Regions from separate parts of the Homo sapiens genome. Here region 2 is linked to region 1. The links are chromatin contacts, found by POLR2A ChIA-PET in ENCODE. All regions are on one chromosome and are shown on one strand. The core of a region is the stretch at or near the end of the contact, and the rest is flanking DNA. Distances in the headings are between cores, read along the strand shown. Region 1 overlaps DOP1B (DOP1 leucine zipper like protein B). Region 2 overlaps CLDN14-AS1 (CLDN14 antisense RNA 1).

Region 1 (4,319 bases), core at 1,464-3,963:
GCCCATTTTACCGATGAAGGCTAACCTACTTGCCCAGTGTCTTATGGCAACTGAGTGGTTATTATGGATTGAATTTTGGCCTCCGTGAAAGAAACCCTGGAGTCTTAACCCTTAGTACCTCAGTATGTAACTTGATTTGGAAACAGCATCTTTACAGAGCTAATCGAGCTAGAGGAGGTCATTAGGGGGTGGCCCTAATCCAGTGTGACTGGTGTCCTGATGAAAAAGGGGAAATGTAGACACAGACATGCATGAGGGAAGGCACCATGTGAGGATGAAGGCAGAGACCAGAAAGATGCATCTACAAGCCAAGAAGTGCCAAAGAATGACAGCAAACTCCTAGCAGCGGGGGGAGAGGCACGGGACAGATTGTCTATGCAGCCTTCAGAAGAAAGCCGCTCTCTTGACACCTTGATTTCAGACTTAACATGAGAGAATACATTTCTGTTGTTGAAGCCACCTGGTGTGTGGCACTTCGTTATAGCAGCCCTAGAATGCTATGACAGTGGTAGGACAAGATCTGTTAACACCTCAGTGCTGGGGATAAGGCATTGAACACTAAGCCCCTGCTCTCATGGAAAGAAATGACGCTTTCTTGGCGAGAGACAGACGACAGATGACTGTGTGATGTCAGATGCTGAATGCTAAGAAGAAAAATAAACTGGGGAAGTGGGGTATGGAGGAAGGAGGAGGGAGTGCTATTTTAGACAGAGAGGACACTGACAGCGTGACCTTAAAGCAGAGGTTGGGGTGAAGTGAGCAAGCTGGTGGGAAGGGCAATCTGGGGCATGGGCCTGTGTCCAAGGCATGGGAAGGGGACAGGAGTAGCCAGAGGACAGAGTGACCAGAGATACAGCAGGGTCAGGCCACTGATAGGATTTTGCTCTGGCGGGGAGGGGAAGCCACTGAGCTTCCTCCCAGGGAGGCTGTGAGCAAGGGAACCTCTGCCTCACCCATTCCAAGAATTCCCCGGGCCGTCAGCAAGCACAAGAGCCAGTGTGGATGCCCGCACCATTAGGCCTGAGATCAGTTCCTGCCGTTACTGGATGTGGAGGGTTTGGATGGTGCTGGAGGGAGCACATCTTGATCAGCATCAGGAATACTTGGTTCTGTGAAACTTGCAACTTCTGCATTCAAGGGTCCCTGATAGGAGTTGGTATGAATAAAGAATTTTCTTCACTGGGTGCAGTGATGCATGCCTGTAATCCTAGCACTTTGGGAGGCTGAAGGCAGAAGGATCACTTGAGCCCAGGAGTTTCAGACCAGCTTGGGCAACATGGCAAAACCTTGTCTCTCCAAAACTACAAAAATTATCTGGCCATGGTGGTGCACACCTGTAGTCCAGCTACTCAGAAGCCTGAGGTGGGAGGATCCCTGGAGCCTCAGCCTGGAGCTCTTGCACCACTGCACTCCATCCTGGGTGACAGAGTGAGACCCTGGCTCAAAAAAAAAAAGGAATTTTTTTAAGGCTTTGGTGATCGTCACATTTCTTGGACTTATGCACAGAAATTCAGTGAGTAAGAGTTGAGAGTTGGGCGGGGCGCAGTAGCTCACCCCTGTAATCCCAGCACTTTGGGAGGCTGAGGCAGGTGGATAACCTGAGGTCAGGAGTTTGAGTCCAGCCTGGCCAACATGGTGAAACCCTGTCTCTATTAAAAATAAAAAAAATTAGCCAGGCATCGTGGCGAATGCCTGTAGTCCCAGCTACTTGGGAGGCTGAGGCAGGAGAATCGCTTGAACCTGGGAGGCAGAGGTTGCAGTGAGCCAAGATTGCACCACTGCACTCCAGCCTTGGGGACAGAGGAAGACTCTGTCTCAAAAAAGAGTTGAGAGTTGAATTAGCAAAATTCTTTATAATACAGATTTAAACAATGATATAGGACACAAAAGCTTAGGGTCAACATTCTTTTTTTTAAGGTAGGTAACTAAATGTTATAATGCATAAAACTTAGATTTGGAGGAGAAGACTCATCCAGTCAACCCTTTTTTCAACTAAGAAAACTGGTTCCCAGAAGGTCTTGGTATGTCCAGCTGTAGACAGATTCTAATGGTATCATTTTCAAACTTGCTCAATGTTTCAGCATCATTTTTAGAATTTTTCTGTGTTAGAGAATAGTTTATCTTTTTTTTTTTTTTTGAGATGGAGTCTTGCTCTGTCGCCCAGGCTGGAGTGCAGCGGCCCCGTCTTGGCTCACTGCAAGCTTCGCCTCCTGGGTTCAAGCAATCCTCCTGCCTCAGCCTCCCGAGTAGCTGGGACTACAGGCGCCCACCACCACACCCGGCTAATTTTTTTTGTATTTTTAGTAGAGACGGGGTTTCACCGTGTTAGCCAGGATAGTCTCGATCTCCTGACCTCATGATTCATCCGCCTCGGCCTCCCAAAGTGCTGGGATTACAGGCGTGAGCCGCCGCGCCCGGCCCAAGAAAAACATTTTCATCAAGTGCCCTTTTGAGCCCTGAACCCAGGTGCTCTACCAAGCCTGATTTACAGCTTTGATTTTGGAAGTGAAGGCTAATAGAAATAAATTAACTCTGGATTTAAAAATCTTATCATTAAAGCTCTTTAAAAAAAAAAAAAAGTTATAATGGTCCTAAATGAACCAGTTTTTTTTGTTTTTTGTTTTTTCGCTGCTTTTATCTGATGACACACTACGGTTTCACAGAGCAGCCATGAACAGGAAGGGCAGCATGAGGTCTGTGGTGTCACACAGTTCAGCTTCCGGAGTCTTCATCAGTTAGCTACAAGCACCTCCTGTTTAAAGCAGAGCCTCCTGATGGTGTGTTTCAGAATTAGTGCTGCAGTGTGGTGGGAAGAACACGGGTTGGAGCTTGGAGACCTAGTGAACTACTCCAGCCCTTTACAGATCGGCTGCAAGAACTCTTTACCTAAAAACTTGGTGAGAGGCCAGGCGTGGTGGCTCACGTGTGTAGTCCCAGCACTTTGGGAGGCCAAGGTGGGTGGATTACTTGAGGTCAGGAGTTTGAGACCAGCCTTGCTGACATGGCGAAACCCCGTCTCTACTAAAAATGCAAAAATTAGCCGGGCGTGATGGCAGGCACCTGTAATCCCAGCTACTTGGGAGACTGAGGCAAGAGAATTTCTGGAACCTGGGTGGCGGAGGTTGCAGTGAGCCGAGATTGCACCACTGCACTCCAGCACTCCAGCCTGGGTAACCAAAAACCAAAATAATAAATAAATTAATAAAAACTTGGGTGAGTCCAACAGAATCCTTCTTCTTTTTTTGAGGCTGGAGTGCAATGGCATGATCTCAGTTTACTGCAACCTCTGCCTCCTGGGCTCAGGCCATCCTCCTGCCTCAGCCTCCCAAGTAGCTGAGACTACAGGCATGTGTGCGCTACCATGCCTGGCTAATTTTTGTATTTTCTTTTCATAGAGACAGGGTTTCACTATGTTGCCCAGGCAGGTCTCAAATTCCTGAGCTCGAGTGATCCTCACAAAGTGCTGGAATTATAGGCGTGAGCCACCGTGCCTGGCCGGGATCCTGATTTTTTACCCCTGCCTGAATCAACTCCTCTTCCCTGTTGACTAGTATTAGTTCACATAAATCCTCTTCAGCCTGGAGTCTGTGTTAGTCTGCTAGGGCTGCCATAACAAAATACCACTGGCAGAGTGGATTAAACAACAGATTGTTTTGTTTCACAGTTCTGGAAGCCAGAAGTCCAATATCAACGTGTCGGCAGGGTTGGTTCTTCTGAGGCCTCGCTGCCTGGCTTGGAGATGGTGTCTTCTCCCTGGGTCCTCACAGGATCATCCCTCTGGGTGTATCTGTATCCAGATTTCTTCTTCTTCTTCTTTTTTTTTTTTGAGATGGAGTCTCACTTTGTTGCCCAGGCTGGAGTGCAGTAGCACGATCTTGGCTCACTGCAACCTTCACCTCCCAGATTCAAGCGATTCTTCTGCCTCAGCCTCCAAAGTAGCTGGGATTACAGGTGCCTGCCACCACAGCCAGCTAATTTTTGTATTTTTAGTAGAGATGTGGTTTCACCATGTTGGCCAGGCTGGTCTCGAACTCCTGACCTTAAGTGATCCGCCCGCCTCGGCCTCCCAAAGTGCTGGGATTACAGGCGTGAGCCACCACGCCTGGCCCAGATTTCCTCTTCTTACAAGGACACCAGTCAGACTGCATTAGGGCTCACCCTAACTGCTTCATTCTACTTTGATTACCTATTTAAAAATCCTGTCTCCGGCCGGGTATGGTGGCTCATGCTTGTAATCCCTTGGCCTATGGGAGGCCAAGATGGGTGGATCACTTGAGGTCAGGAGTTCAAGACCAGCCTGGCCAACATGGTGAAATCCT
Region 2 (4,519 bases), core at 338-2,837, 310 kb after region 1:
ACTGGGATCTACTCCAAATTCAAAGTCACTGGCACCGAGACCCAGCATGGCACCCCCTTCCCCAGCCAAAATCGGAGAACTGATGAGAGCATCAGCCAAGCTGGGCCCAGGAGGCACTGCCACCAGATGAGAACCGCTTCCATCTTTGCCATTCAACGTGTTTACAAAGGCTGTCAGCTTTTCTCTGTTCACCTCCTCTTCCCCCAAATTTATCATGTCAACATTTACTTTCTCCTTCTTGAGGAATTTAGCCAGTTTCACCAGATCCTTCTCATTGCCTTTGGGCTTCCCACGAAGGCAATGATATGCGTCTTGTGATTCTTGCCCCGTCAGCGCTTCAGAGCCAGATGGGCCATGTGGATGCCAGTGTAGAAGGTGATCTTGCCCTTGGGTTGGACGGTGTGTAGCTTGGACAGGATGCGGCCGGTGTCTAGAGTGAGTGTGGTCAGCACTTCACAGTCATTAGCCAGTGTGATGAGGGCCATGTTGTTCTCAGGGTTGCTGTGGATTTTGTTTAATTTTTTTTTTTTTTTTGAGACTGAGTCTTGCTCTGTCACCTAGGCTGGTGTGCAATGGCGCAATCTCAGCTCACTGCAACCTCTGCCTCTCGGGTTCAAGGGATTCTCCTGTCTCAGCCTCCCAAGTAGCTGGAACTACAGGCGCCTGCCACCACACCCGGCTAATTTTTGTATTTTTAGTAGGGACGGGGTTTTACCATGTTGGTCAGGCTGGTCTTGAACTCCTGACCTCATGGTCTGCCTGCCTCGGCCTCTCAAAGTGCTGGGATTACAGGCGTGAACCACTGCGCCCGGCCTGTTGTGGGTTTTGAATGACATACTATGTTGACAGCGTCTTGCTGGGCCTGCAGCTGGGTGGGGAAGAAGTCCTCATTCTGCACATACTCACTGTTGTCCACACACACCATAGCGCTTTCCAACACCATCCTGCCACCCTCCTCCCTCCCATTTCTTGAAATAATCCTTCATGTATAACTTAGGTTAATAGTGCCTCATAGTCTACTTAGAAAGAATCAGATAGAATTTTCTTTAGTAAGGAAATTTCCAAATAGAGAATAGAAAAGTTAATTGATGGCAATGTATTTAATAGCGAGGATCAGTGAGGAAATGAATTAAAGAGGTTCCTTTTACACTTTTCTTCTCTGAAGCTAGGTACACCTTAGTTCATGTTGCAGCTTCTTTGGTGCTGTCAGATCATAGTTGGTATGAAATGGGAAGTTTCTGAAAGTCAGATGACACATTTGTGAAATGCAACCTCACTGTTATCTACCCGGCACCCATCATTTAGCTGACAACAATCTCAGCAACAGGCATTTCAATGTGGTCCTGCGTTTGCTAATTGCTGGTGTGTACTCAGGACACCGGAAGATTTAACCTTTTGGATGAGACAGATACCAGTAACTTCCCAGCTGAGCTTCCCAGGAATGAACTGATGAGAAGTGACATCCAAAAAACTGTCTCTTAAAATATAAAGAGATCAAAAGCATGAAGTAGAGACTCAAACAGGTGTGTGCACACTCACCTTCATAGCAGCATTATTTGCAATAGTCAAAAGGTGGCAGCAGGCCAGGCGTGCACTGAGAGACGAATGGATAAACAAAATATGCTGTAACCACACAATGCAACATCCAGCCAGAAAAAGGAAGTTCTGACACATGCTCCAACACGGCTGAACCTTGAGGATGTTATGTTAAGTGAAATATGCCCATTGCAAAAAGACAAATACTGTGATTCCCCTTCCTTCCTTCCTTCCTTCCTTCCTTCCTTCCTTCCTTCCTTCCTTCCTTCCCTCTCTCTTTCTTTTTGAGACAGAGTCTCACTCTGTTGCCAGGCTGGAGTGCAGTGGCGGGATCTCAGTTCACTGCAACCTCTGCCTCCTGGGTTCAAGCGATTCTCCTGCCTCAGCCTCCCGAGTAGCTGGGATTACAGGCACGTGCCGCCATGCCCAGCTAATTTTTGTATTTTTAGTAGAGACGGGGTTTCACCATGTTGGCCAGGATGATCTCAATCCCTTGATCTCGTGATCCACCCTCCTCGGCCTCCCAAAGTGCTGGGATTACAGGTGTGAGCCACCGCGCCCGGCCTGTGATTCCACTTTTATGAGATACCTAGTATAGTCAAATTAATAGAGACAGAAGGTAGAATTGCGGGTGCCAGGGGCTGAGGGCGGGGGGGTGGGGAGTTACAGTTTAATGGGTACAGACTTTCAGTCTGGGAGGAGGAGAAAGCTCCGGAGAGGGATGGTGGTGGATGGCTGCATGATATGCGTGTACTTAATGTCACAGAACTATGTACTTCAAATGGCTGAAATAGCACATTTTACGTTATGTGTGTTTTACTACAATAAAAAATACAGAAAGAGGCCGCGCACAGTGGCTCACGCCTCTAATCCCAGCACTTTGGGAGGCTGAGGTGGGCAGATCACCTGAGGTCAGGAGTTCAAGACTAGCCTGGCCAACACGGTGAATACAAAAATTAGCTGGGTGTGGTGGCATGCATCTGCGATCCCAGCTACTCAGGAGGCTGAGGCAGGAGAATCACTTGAACCTGAGAGGTGGAAGTTGCAATAAGTCGAGATCAAGCCACTGCACTCCAGCCTGGGCAACAGAGTGAGTGAGAGTCTGTCTCAAAGAAAAAAAAAAAAAAATATATATATATATATATATATATATGGAGAGAGAGAGAGAGAGAAAGAGAATGGGGGGCGGGAGAGAGAGAGAGAAAGAGAGAGAGAGAGAGAGAGAACATCCAAAACTGATATTAGCCATTCTGAATTGGACTGTCCCATCAAATGTGGTCTTGCAGCTGTCCACTTGTTTAGGAGTAAGGAGTTTTATTGGAATGAATGTTCTCAGATATTAATCAACACAGTACCTCCCTCCCTTCTCAGTTCCAGCTGATGCTGAGACACCAATGGCAAATCTTGATCCATGCCCACCCCAGGAGGATGAGCGACAGTCAGGATTTTGGGCCACAACACATGCAGCTTCCTGCAGTGTCCTCTTCTCCAGGGTGTGCTGTGGGAAGGCCTCACCAGCTTGGGCAGGGGCTCAGCTCTCACGGGACGAGGCAGCTGAGTAGCTGATGGCAGGGCCTGGTGGGGGGCCGGGGACGACGGCAGAGTCATCCACTGCCACTCTGGACAAAGGCCAAACCTGTCCTGGATGCCACCTAGTTGCTGCCCTCTTAACCTGACCCTCTGGCCTGCCTCAGACCTTATAATTTCCTAAGCACGTCTGCATAGACTGTTATTTAGTCTTGCCAATGACCGCGAGGGAGCTGTTATCACTGCCAGGCATCATGTCCAGTCCTCACGGCTGGCCATAAGAAGATCCGGGCCTCACCTGGGCCTCCCATCCAAGCCCCAAGTTCTTTCCTCCCCCAGTAGCCAGCCAGAGCCACCAACCCTCCCTCAAGCCATGAGAGGAAGCAGCTGTGATGAGCACTGAGCCCTCAACCAGGAGCCGTTGAATGAACAGGTGTGAATCTCAAACACAATTTTCTGCAAGGTCTTCTCCACTCCCAGGCCCAGCTGTATCTCTTACGGCTGAGGGATCAGGATGACTTTGCTGCGGCCTCGCTGGAAGCATCTCTCTAGATTGCCACGGACCAGGCAGTCTAGAGATGAGGAAGTCAGAGGCTCCACAGACACTCAGATATCATCAGATCCCCTCCCAAAGGGAGAAGAATGCTCTGTTTTATTTTATTCTATTTAACTTTGTTAATTTAATTTTTAGAGGCAGGATCTTGCCCTGTTGCCCAAGCTGGAGTGCAATGGCTCGACCGTGGGTCACCGCAGCCTTGAGCTCCTGGGCTTAAGAGATCCTCCTGCCTCAGCCTCCCAAAGAGCTGGGACTACAGGTGCGAACCACCATGTCTGCTAGTTCAATTTTTTTTTAATTTTTTTTTTTTTTTTTTTTTGTGACAGAGTCTCACTCTGTCACCCAGGCTGGACTGCAGTGGCGTGATCTTGGCTCACTGCAACCTCCACCTCCTGGGTTCAAGTGATTCTCCTGCCTCAGCCTCCCAAGTAGCTGAGATGACAGGTGTGCACCACCATTCCAGGCTAATTTTTGTATTTCTAGTAGAGATGGGGTTTAACCATGTTGGCCAGGCTGCTTTCAAACTCCTGACCTCAAGGGATCCACCTGCCTCGGCCTCCCAAAGTGCTGGGATTACAGGTGTAAGCCACCATGCCTGGCCAAAAAATTTCTTTACTTATAATTTTTTGTAGAGATGGGGTCTCTCTATGCTGCGGAGGCTGGTCTCGAACTCTTGGCCTTAAGAGATCCTCCCACCTGGGCCTTTCTCTGACTGTTCAGTTTGATACACGTGGAACCAGGTTTGCTTGCACCCTCCTCACCGCTTCTGCTTTCTGCTCCTCCCAAACACATGAACATATTCAGATATGCATCAACGTGCACATATGCCAACACGTGTGGGCACACACATGCAAGTGCACAGACACACACACACACACACACACACACACACACACACAC

The links. ChIA-PET counts read pairs that join two places held with the same protein, here RNA polymerase II (POLR2A).
Region 2: POLR2A ChIA-PET joins it to region 1 with 10 read pairs in activated T-cell. The contact joins two enhancer-like sites. POLR2A ChIA-PET finds 5 or more read pairs at or near these places in 3 of 52 experiments (HEK293 and activated T-cell).

The regions. Positions count from the first base shown.
Region 1 is chr21:36,171,303-36,175,621 of GRCh38, forward strand. The region is part of intron 2 of DOP1B (DOP1 leucine zipper like protein B); the gene reads left to right. Among named protein-coding and RNA genes, the nearest start is that of DOP1B, 17 kb to the left of the region's middle. Within about 2 kb of position 2,714, at least 7 of the 41 ENCODE cell types and tissues checked have a DNase peak (open chromatin) inside an H3K27ac peak, as active enhancers do.
Region 2 is chr21:36,486,469-36,490,987 of GRCh38, forward strand. The region is part of intron 2 of CLDN14-AS1 (CLDN14 antisense RNA 1); the gene reads left to right. It also overlaps a transcript of CLDN14 not described here and the pseudogene PSMD4P1. Among named protein-coding and RNA genes, the nearest start is that of CLDN14, 8.6 kb to the left of the region's middle. Within about 2 kb of position 1,588, at least 4 of the 41 ENCODE cell types and tissues checked have a DNase peak (open chromatin) inside an H3K27ac peak, as active enhancers do.